2 separate regions of the Homo sapiens genome follow, and region 2 is linked to region 1. Evidence: read pairs that join two places in POLR2A ChIA-PET (ENCODE). Cell type or tissue: Panc1. All regions are shown on one strand. Links, peaks and the distances in the headings refer to the core of each region. The heading gives the core; the rest is flanking DNA.

Region 1 (5,534 bases), core at 245-5,244:
GTCAGTCTCCCATTAGTCTCCTGACCCTGGGCTTGGCCTTCCAAACCCAAGGATCAGCAGCTGCCTTCAAGGCACAGGCTGACTCAGTGCTTTCTCCTACCCTGTTTCTTCTTTGATCACGGAGTTGAGCCATGCTTTATAAAGGTTTTTAATTTTATCCAACATTTTTGTGTTGTCAAAACATTGAATGAGTTTCTCTCTGTGTTCTGCTACATTGCTGGAAATAGAAACCAATTCACGTAGCTAGGAAATAGTCTAGTGGTTAAGAACTTGAGCTTGGGAGTCTTTAATCCCTCCTCTTCATTTACCAGCCCTGTGACCTGGAACAAGTTTTTTAACTCTTCGTTTGTTCCTCAATTGTTAAGAGGGAAATAGTTCCTACCTCACAGCATTACTGTGAGATTTAAGTGAGATATTTACAAAGCACTTGGTACAGTCCCTGCAATATTGTAAGCATTCCATCAGAATAATAGCTGTTACTAATACTGCCATAGACACACCTTTACTAGCAAACATGAAACTCACTTGTGGTTTCTAAAATCGTTCATTACGGAATGGCATTTGTTGACTAACTCTTCATCCACACACCGCCTTGTTTCTGTATTCCACAGCCACAGGACTGTGGGACCTGGTGCTTTCCCAAATCAGGAGGTGCCACCCCCAAACCTCACCAGTTGTTCCACACACGGAGTTATCCTTGAAATAATTTCAGCATCATTAGAATACATAAAAGCTGTCTACGTGCATACTTTCTGATGCTCTTAAAACAGTTTCACCACTCTCAGATCGGCTTTGGTTGTTTCTCAACAGGACAGTCTGTGGCTGTGTGAGAAGACCTGTGAGACAGGAATGCTGTCTTCTCCTCAGTATTCTCCGTGGGAACTGACGGAACTGTGGAAACTGAAGGAACGGTGCGGTGATCCTTGTCGATGTCAAGCAAGATAACAGGGACTTGAATTAGCAGAGTCTAAAATCAGGGCAGGCAAACGATAATCTGAGTGCAAGTCTGAGGAGTCCCAGGGTTTAGCAGTAGACTGTATGGTCTTTCAAGAGAGTTCCAGACTGGCACTTTCACCCAGAACCAATGCGGTGTTTCTTAATGTTTGCACAAATTTCCTTAAAAATCAACTTGTACTGTAGCATAAGAAAAGTTTTTATTTATCTATTGGAAGATTATCAGAAAAATACCAAGTTATTTTATAAAAGAAAAAATATTTCTAAATCCTGATGCATTGTGGCTAATTAGTAATTCACCATTACCTATAGTTTTTGGTTAAAACTTGGCCTAGTTCAGAAATCTGTAGTAGTAACTGAGAGTTTGAATTTCAACCTGGATTGCAGGATAGCTCTGTAGAGCTAATTAGGATAATTATCAGACAAAAAGGAACTCACAGGAATGCTGTGTGATCATGTGATCACATATTTGAGCAGTGGTCACTTATACCAAAGTTTGGGGTTTCTGGAAATAATGTCAGATTTTGTGGATCTCTGAAGTGGGCAACTTGAACTAACTTGAAGAGGAACCAATATGATTCTCAGTTCTGAACCTTGGTTTTAAAGAAGTTCATTTATATGGTAGACTAATACCCAAATTTTCTTTCTGCCATCTAACATAAATCCTGAAGGTCACAGTTTAGTACTCATAGTTTTTAAATGCTAAAGTTGTGTGAGTATGAATAAAAGCAAATACCTCTCAGGGTTTTAGTGCCATCGGGAAGGATATTTCTAAATTTTGTTGACATTTTGAAAGAATTAGTTTTGCTTTCCTCCTATCATTGCCTAATGTTTACCTAATATGAGTACATTTCAATCAAAGCTGGTTATCACAGAAGAAGATATACTCAGCTTAGGTATAATTGTAGGGAAAAGCATGTGATTAATTTAAGTACTCTTAGAAATAGTGCAACTGAGAAGACAGATAATAGCATATTGTTATACATAGTAGAGGATGTCTCCCCAAGTTTAAGGGACATTTCCCAAAATGACCAACCAAATCATTTCTAGTAACCCTTTAAAATAGTAGTTTCAATAGAGAATTCCATTAAAACTAGTCTTATGACAGATATTAACTGTGTTCAGATTTTATTAGGCTAGCTAGTTTCTTTCTATTTAATATTTAAATCTTATCATGAAATGCAGTGATGAGCTGTAAAAATAAATATGAAATAAGATCAGAAAATCATTAGTAGGTTCAAAGCCTTTATTATTGCTATTATGTATAAGCCTAGAAATGGTCACTTCCCAACAAAAAATACATCCCTTGTTATACTTAGGACAAGTTGTAAACCCCCTTTGTTTTGACAGTAGAATTGTTCCAGTGAATCATTTATTTCCGGTGAACCCCAGACACGATAAGCAGTGTGGTCTTTAAATTTTATTAGTTGGTTGTCACCATCGCACTAATAGACAATCTCCATTTTCCACAGAATAAAACTGTAATGACTTTAGGTCATTTTCCAGCTCGATTTCTCTGCCCGGCTTCTAAAATTAGAACGAAGGTGGGGAAGGATGTGATTAAGACAGATCCGATAAAGCATGCTACACATACTCTTCCCCCACCCCGTCCCCAGGCAGTAGCTTACCCTTAAAATCAAACAAACAGACCCATGGTCTCCATTTAGAATCAAACTGTTGCTATCTAGAGACAGTTTAATGTCATAATACGAGGACTAAGCTTGACTTTGACTTTGTATTTTGCTGGGCAACTTACTTTGGGACTTTCATAGGACAACAGAAGGTCTGACACAGGAACTTTGAGAAGACGTGACAGCAATCCCTTCACCTTTTGAATTGTCATGGAGCCTATCAAAAGACAAGAAAAGTCCATTCGTTCTCTCAAATGACAGTTACCTGTAAAACTAGCTCATGTGATGAGACCACAGTATCATTGCAATGATAGCTGTATCTGTCTTTTTTTTTTTTTTTTTTTTGAGACTGACTTACTTACTTACTTAAGTAAGTCTTGCTCTGTCGCCCAGGCTGGAGTGCAATGGTGTAATCTCGGCTCACTGCAACCTCCGCTTCCCGGGTTCAAACAATTCTCCTGCCTCAGCCTCCTGAGTAGCTGGTGCCCATCACCACACCCAGCTAACTTTTGTATTTTTAGTAGAGACGGGGTTTCACCATGTTGGCCAGGCTGGTCTTGAACTCCTGACCTCGTGATCCGCCCGCCCTGGCCCCCCAAAGTGCTGGGATTACAAGCATGAGCCCAGCGCCTGGCTGTATCTTTCATTTTACCCAAGTCACTTTACCCAAGTAAGTAATTAGGGGAAAGCCTGAGTCTTGTACCACCTGTTCATTTGGGGAACTGTGGGAAACGGAGCCAACGGACCTAAGTGCCCTTTGACAGTGAGTTTCATACCATTTCAGTAGTGTATTTCTTTCTTAATCTGAATAAACCAGAATGATACTCTCAGCACAGAAGAATAAAGGGAGCGAGTCATTAACGTTTTCTTTTTAAACCTTTATGATGACTTCCTTATGAATTACTGAACGAACACTGGAATGGGACTCAGGTATCCTGAGGACATCTCTCAACTCTGGCCTTAGTTCCCCCTCTGTAAAATTAGGGTGCCAACTAAATGATCTACAAGGTCCCTTCCAGCGCCGCCATTCTGTAATTACATCATGTGTAACTGTATTAAACATACACAAGTGACTGCCAGGCATGGGAATGTAACTTCCGAGTAAATGCTTTGGTTTGTTCAGAATACACTATGAACTTCTTTCCAAAGACGGGTTGTGGTAAATAGTGGATATTTTGATTATAAGAAATAGAGTTTCCTTGAAGCTTTAGCTGGAGATACAGCAATAGTGTGGTGTTCCTACAAATATCACAGTGTATTCAAACATATTTTTCTATCAAAAATCATTTTTGTAAAAGCTGTGTGTTTTTATCCAACTTGTGATAATAAATGTTCTTTATTTTAGAATAAAAACTGGCCTTTTTGTATGTATTGAATACAGTTAATAGAATTTATAATTTTAATTAACAATTTGCTCTTTCATGTGTGAATATGTGATAGTCTAGTCCTTTCAAAAGATTGAGACGGACTGGCTTTCATTGTTTGAAGGCTGGTGAGAGAAGGGGTTACCTGCTGCACACCAGTGGGGAGTGACATACTCCTAACACATGCCAGAAACAAAAAGTTTGGTCATAAAACAGTTCTAATAAGAAATCTGCCTGGCCTGCTCACACCTGTAACCCCAGCACTTTGGGAGGCAGAGGGATCAGAGCCCAGGAATTTGAGACCAGCCTGGGCAACATGAGGATACCCCATCTCTACAAAAAATAAAAAATTAGCCAAGCATAGCGATGTACGCCTCTAGTCCCAGCTACTTGGGAGGATCACTTGAGCCCAGGAGGTCAAGGCTACAGTGAGCCATGATCGCGCCACTGTACTCCATCCAGCCTGGGTAACAAAGTGAGAACCTGTCTCAAAAAAAAAAAAAAAACCTGCCTACTCATACCGGTTCTATAGAAGAAAGTAGCAATCTCTATGTAATAAATAGCATTACCATTTTTAATATAGTAACATGACTGTCTTAACATTCAGAAAATATGGAAATAGCTGATTATTTCTTTTTACCTGCCTATGACCAGTGTTAAAAATTTGAGAGGTATACCTCTAGGCCTTTTTTTTTCTGTGTTCATATAAGGATGTATAGGTTTTAAGCCAGGCGCAGTGGCTCACGCCTGTAATCCCAACACTTTGGGAGGCCGAGGCGGGCGGATCATCTGAGGTCAGGAGTTTGAGACCAGCCTGGCCAACATGGAGAAACCCCGTCTCTACTAAAAATACAAAAATTAGCCAGGCATGGTGGCGGGCACCTGTTATCCCAGCTACTTGGGAAGCTGAGGCCGGGAGAGTTGCTTGAACCCGGAAGGCAGAGTTTGCAGTGAGCCGAGATCATGCCACTGCACTCTAGCCTGGGTGACAGAATGAGACTCCGTCTCAAAAAAAAAAGGATGTATAGGTTTTATAATATATTGACGTACTACATTTGTATTTCTTTATGACATGATGGTATAGCTTTTCATGCCAATTCCATGCCATGTCCTCTAGCCATACACTGCCCAGTATGGCAGCCACATGTGGTACTGAGCACCTGGAAAGCGGCGAGTATGACTGAAGAACTCAATTTATTTTATTTTAATGAATTTAAATAGCCACATGTGGTTATTGCAGCCACACTGGACAGCGCAGCTCTAGACTGCTTCACTCTCCTCGGTGACACACGACAGTGCCTTGTGTGCTGTGTGGTTCCACCAGAGCTTATTCACCATTCCTCCGCTGGCAAGTACTTAGATTCTTACTATCTTTACCATTACAAATGCTGCAAGATACAATGCTTGGTCAGAGCATATGTGTATTTTTAACTTTTTATAGTAGTTCCCACATGACTTTAAAAAAGGGTATACTGCTTTTTCATGCCAGCCAGTATTATTTTAATTTTGCTAATCTAATGGATAAAAAAAAAGATATTGCAGTTTTGTTTTGTTTTGTTTTAATTTTAGACAGGGCCTCACTCTG
Region 2 (5,534 bases), core at 379-5,378, 74 kb after region 1:
CTACTCAGGAGGCTGAGGCAGGAGAATCGCTTGAACCCGGGAGGCAGAGGTTGCAATGAGCCGAGATCGAGCCATTGTACTTCTGCCTGGGTGACAGAGCAAGACCCCATCTCAAAAAAAAAAAAAGAATAGGTAGACATTTCCTCTGTTACTGGAGTTGTCTGTTACATTAGACCTGCTATTTCCATATTACAGAATAATCTAAGCATTTCAATCTCACATTATATGATTTTAAGTTTATTAAGTTTCTGCATAAGGTCCTCTCAATCAGCTCCTCAAATATTTTGTAAAAACAATAACATTAGGCTGGGCGCGGTGGCTCACGCCTGCAATCCCAGCATTTTGGGAGGCCAAGGCAGGCAGATCACAAGGTCAAGAGATCGATACCATCCCAGCCAACAGGGTAAAACCCTGTCTCTACTAAAAATACAAAAAAATTAGTTGGGCATGTAGTGCGCGCCTGTAGTCCCAGCTACTTGGCCATCTGAGGCAGGAGAATCACTTGAATGCGGGAGGCAGAGGTTGCAGTGAGCCAAGATCGTGCCACTGCACTCCAGCCTGGCGACAGAGCAAAATTCCATCTCACAAAAAACAAAACAAAAAAAATCATTTTTCCCAATTGTTGTGAAAAGAATCCTACTTTCAAAATGGAGCTGAATTTTGTCTATTTAAATAAAGGAGGACAGGGCCATTGGGAAGGGGGCCAGGATCCAGATCTAAACATGCCCAGTAGTGTTGAAAAGCAAAAGAGAAATAATCTCCGAGCCCAAAGTTGGTGAGAAAAGTCAAAGCAGTTTAGATGATTTTTTTTTTTTAATTGAGACGGAGTCTCACTCTGTCGCTCAGGCTGGTGCAATCTCAGCTCACTGCAACCTCCATCTCCCGGGTTCAAGCGATTCTTCCGCCTCACCCTCCTGAGTAACTGGGATTACAGGCGGCCGCCACCAGGCCCAGCTAATTTTTGTATTTTTAGTAGAGACGGGATTTCACCATGTGGGCCAGGCTGGTCTCAAACTCCTGACCTCAAGTGATCTTCCCACCTCGGCCTCCAAGTGCTGGGATTACAGGTGTGAGCCACTGTGCCGGCCAGTTTAGATGATGTGATGGCAGGATCAACATACGGGTCAGACCAGGCATGGGGAATTTATGTTTTAGTAAGCTAAGAGGTCTGGCCAGAGACACAGCACTACCCAAAAACCTGTGCTCAGATTCAGAGCTCTAGTCCCTAAGAAGAGGGACGAATAAAATGACTGCAGAACTCCACTCCTACAAGAAATTAAAGTACTAGGCCAAATCTTGGCTCCATGAACTAGACTGTATAGGGATTATCTAAATCCAGAAACTCACAAGGCCCCATAATCAGTCTGAGGCTCTTTCCAGCTGGGGCTCAGCTTAAGGGTACTACTACATCACCCTGCAGATCAGGCTAACAGTGAGAATGGCTTGGTGAGAAGAAGGGGGCAGCCATCAATGGGAAGTAAAACCAGAGAGTGTAATAGCAGGAATGAGGATTGAAGACACTAGGAAGCCATTCTCATTATTAATCTAACATCTGTAGGTAACTCATGAATTCCTTCACATGCTTGATCCTACTTAATCTCCAGTAACAATTTTTTTTTTCCATTCCTACCTGTATGCTGTGCCCACAGACATGACCAATGAGATCATTAGGTATAAGGTCTAAGGTCAGTAATTAACAGTCTCTGTGTCAAGTCAGGTGTTTTTGTTTGTTTGTTTTGAGAAGAGTCTCGCTCTGTTACCCAGGTTGGAGTGCAATGGCGTGATCTCAGCTCTGCAACCTCCACCGCCCGGGTTCAAGCGATTCTCCTGCCTCAGCCTCCAGAGTAGCTGGGATTATAGGCATGTGCCACCAAGCCCGGCTAATTTTGTATTTTTTTTTTCAATAGAGATGGGGTTTCACCTTATTGGTCAGGCTGGTCTCGAACTCCTGACCTCAGGTGATTCACCCATCTCGGCCTCCCAAAGTGCTGGGATTACAGGTGTGAACCTCTGCGCCCAGCCTCAAGTCAGTATTTTTGATGATCCTGTCTAGTCTCTGAACGTTTCTAATAATGTCTTTCTTGATACCATGATCTTCCGTGAAGACCTAGAAACTGGATCCATGTCTTGGTGACCTATGCCTTAGTTCCAAAGCCTTTACCCTCTTCTTCTAGCTAGTAACCAGTGGGTCCCTGTTTCCTGATGTTAGACCTACTTGATGCTGTTACTGGCCCACTCTGCACCCTTATTGCCTGTTGCTAGGACAACCACTTTGATCACTCCCCCACCCCCAGCCCCATTTTAGTATCCAGTCAAAATGACCTGCAGTCAGCTGCTGCCTAGTTAAGTTCTCTGTAATGGCCTGCACTGGGCCCTCTCCTAATCACCTGAATGTGAGTGGCATGTTGCTCTTAGTTAGGTCTATCTGGGTGCTGACTAAGGCTTGGTTCAGATGGAATGACTTTTTAAAATACACACACTTGCTAACTAATGAAGATAGCCCACTTAAATGTTGGAGTGACTCTTGTTATTCTTCTTTAAAAAGATGAAATCTACATCTCTAGGCCAGGCACAGTGGCTCATGCCTGTAATCCCAGCACTTTGGGAGGACAAGGCAGGCGGATCATGAGGTCAGGAGATTGAGACCATCCTGGCTAACACAGCAAAACCCCATCTCTACTAAAAATACAAAAAATTAGCCGGGCGTGGTGGTGGGCGCCTGTAGTCCCAGCTACTCGGGAGGCTGAGGCAGGAGAATGGTGTGAACCCAGGAGGCGGAGCTTGCAGTGAGCCGAGATCGCACCACTGCACTCCAGCCTGGGCAACAGAGTGAGACTCCATCTCAAAAAAAAAAAAAAAAAAGAAAAAAAAAGAAATCTACATCTCTATCATTTTCACCTAGTAATTTTCTACTACTGCCCTATGTAGCTACAGAGAATCAATATATTCCCTTTCCCAGACAACATTTAAATGTGGAAGGCCAGCTGGGCACAGTAGCTCACACCTGTAATCCCAGCACTTCGGGAGGACAAGGTGGGTGACTCACCTGAGGTCAGGAGTTCGAGACCAGCCTGGCCAACATGGTGAAACCCCGTCTCTACTAAAAATACAAAAATTAGCCAGGTGTGGTGGCGGATACCTGTAATCCCAGCTCCTAGGGAGGCTGAGGCAGGAGAATCACTTGAATCCAGGAGGCGGAGGTTGCAGTGAGCCCAGATTGCACCACTGCACTTCAGCCTGGGCGACAGAGGGAGATTCAGTCTCAAAAAATAAATAAATAAATATGGAAGGCCATTTGTTACCATTTCTGCTTTCCCTGCTTCCTGTCTTCATCTCCCAAACCTCTCTACCAGGGTAAACATTTCCAGCTCCTTAAACCCTCCTTATAGCATTCCAGTTTTCCTCTGTAACTGATTTACTGATTCCATGCTTAAATTGCGATATCTAGAACTGAACGCCACATTCCAGATGTGGCCTGACCTGCACGTGGGGTACAATGGTCTGAAAAGCATTCATTTAACAGTGTAGGCTAGGCAAAGTGGCTCACGCCTGTAATCCCAGTACTTTGGGAGGCCGAGGAGGGTGGATTATCTGAGGTCAGGAGTTCGAGGCCAGCCTGGCCAACATGGTGAAACCTGTCTCTACTAAAAATACAAAAATTAGCCAGGCATGGTGGCAAGCACCCGTAATCCCAGCTACTCTGGAGGCTTGAACCCAAGAGGCGGAGGCTGCAGTCAGCCAAGGTATGCCATTGCATTCCAGCCTGGGCAACAAAGAAAGACTCAGTCTCAAAAAAATAAATAAAATTTTAAAATTTAAAAAATAAAAATACAAGTCTGGGTGCGGTGGCTCACGTCTGTAATCCCAGCACTTTGGGAGGCCGAGGCGGGAGGATCACGAGGTCAGGAGATCGAGACCATCCTGGCTAACACGGTGAAACACCGTCTCTACTAAAAATACAAAAAAATTAGCCAGGCGTGGTGGCGGGCGCTTGTAGTCCCAGCTACTCGGGAGGCTGAGGCAGGAGAATGGCGTGAACCCGGGAGGCGGAGCTTGCAGTGAGCCGAGATCGCGCCACCGCACTTCAGCCTGGGCGACAGAGCGAGACTCCGTCTCAAAAATAAAATAAAATAAAATAAAAATAAAAATAAATAAAAATAAAAATACAAAAATTAGCCGGGCATGGTGGTGAGTGCCTGTAATCCCACCTACTTGGGAGACTGAGGCACAAGAATTGCTTGAACCCTGGAGGCGGAGGTTGCAGTGAGCCAAGATCGTGCCATTGCACTCCAGACTGGGCCACAGAGTGAGACTGCGTCTCAAAGAAAAAAAAAAATGTAGACGTTACATTCTTTTTTTTCTGTCCCTTTCATGGGAAAGACTGTTGCTTACTATTAAGGTTGCAATGAAAGAAATTCCAAAGCCATTTCTGATTTACTACCATCTTCCGATCATAAAATTTAAATGTTTAAATTTTACTACAATTGTATTACCCTAAAAATGAGTTTTTTACTAGTTTTAAGTGCCCTTTCAAAATTTTCATTAACATGTAAGCAGAATTTTACTACCACTGAGACATATAATTTGTTCTACTTCTTTTATTAACTTCCTTTAAAATAAAGTAGGGCCTCACTATGTTATCCAGGCTGGTCTTTAACTCCTGGGCTCAAGCAATCCTCCTGAGGATTCCCAAAGTGCTGGGATTACAGGTTTGAGCTACCTCAACTGGCCATATTAACATTTGTCCATAAACATTTTTCTATACAGCCACAGAGTCAACACATTAATCATCTCAATATCCAAGTATGATACCACAATTTACTTAATAATTTCTCTCTTTTTTTTTTTTTTTTTTTTTTTAGACGGAGTCTCACTCTGTCGCCCAGGCTGGAGTGCAGTGGTGCAATCTCAGCTCACTGCAAGCTCCGCCTCCCGGGTTCACGCCATTCTCCTGCCTCAGCCTCCCCAGTAGCTGGGACTACAGGCACCCACCACCACGCCCGGCTAATTTTTTGTATTTTTAGTAGAGACGTGGTTTCACCATGTTAGCCAGGATGGTCTCGATCTCCTGACCTCGAGATCCGCCCGCCTCGGCCTCCCAAAGTGCTGGAATTACAGACGTGAGCCACCGTGCCCAGCCTCTCTCTCTCTCTCTTTTCTATTGGTAGAGAAGGGATCTCTCTATGCTGCCCAGGTTGGTCTCAAACTGCTGGCCTCAAGAGATTCTCCCGTCTCAGCCTTCCAAAGTGCTAGGATTATAGGTGTGAACCACTGCACCCAGCCAATCATTTCTCTAATGCTGTTTATTTACAACTCCAAAGAAAACAGCTAAAAACAGCTTTGATTTTTAAAATATTACCTTATGAAGTATTTCCTTGGGAAAAATTCTTAAGATAGATAAATATGTTTAAGGTTCTACAAAGCCAGCCAGGAGCGGTGGCTCACGCCTGTAATCCCAACACTTTGGGAGGCCAAGGCAGGAGGATCATCTGAAGTCAGGAGTTCCAGAGCAGCCTTGCCACTATGGTGAAATC

What was found. ChIA-PET counts read pairs that join two places held together with the same protein. Peaks named below come from ENCODE experiments on the same cell type or tissue, not always from the same donor. Only the 100,000 strongest peaks of a DNase experiment are listed, where the experiment ranks them.
Region 2: POLR2A ChIA-PET joins it to region 1 with 13 read pairs; 6 of 35 experiments call an interaction of 5 or more read pairs at or near these places.

What each region holds. Positions count from the first base shown.
Region 1 is chr1:235,445,617-235,451,150 of GRCh38, reverse strand. It overlaps TBCE (tubulin folding cofactor E), which reads right to left. Exons shown (of 17, transcript NM_003193.5): 16 at 2,711-2,802; 17 at 1-2,481. The coding sequence ends at 2,389. It overlaps B3GALNT2 (beta-1,3-N-acetylgalactosaminyltransferase 2), which reads left to right. Exons shown (of 12, transcript NM_152490.5): 12 at 811-3,961. The coding sequence ends at 945. Among named protein-coding and RNA genes, the nearest start is that of B3GALNT2, 56 kb to the left of the region's middle. In Panc1, for the core only: no CTCF peak of the experiment used is centred there; no DNase peak of the experiment used is centred there.
Region 2 is chr1:235,372,249-235,377,782 of GRCh38, reverse strand. The region is part of intron 1 of TBCE (tubulin folding cofactor E); the gene reads right to left. Among named protein-coding and RNA genes, the nearest start is that of TBCE, 7.6 kb to the right of the region's middle. In Panc1, for the core only: no CTCF peak of the experiment used is centred there; no DNase peak of the experiment used is centred there; H3K27ac peaks cover 1,792 bases.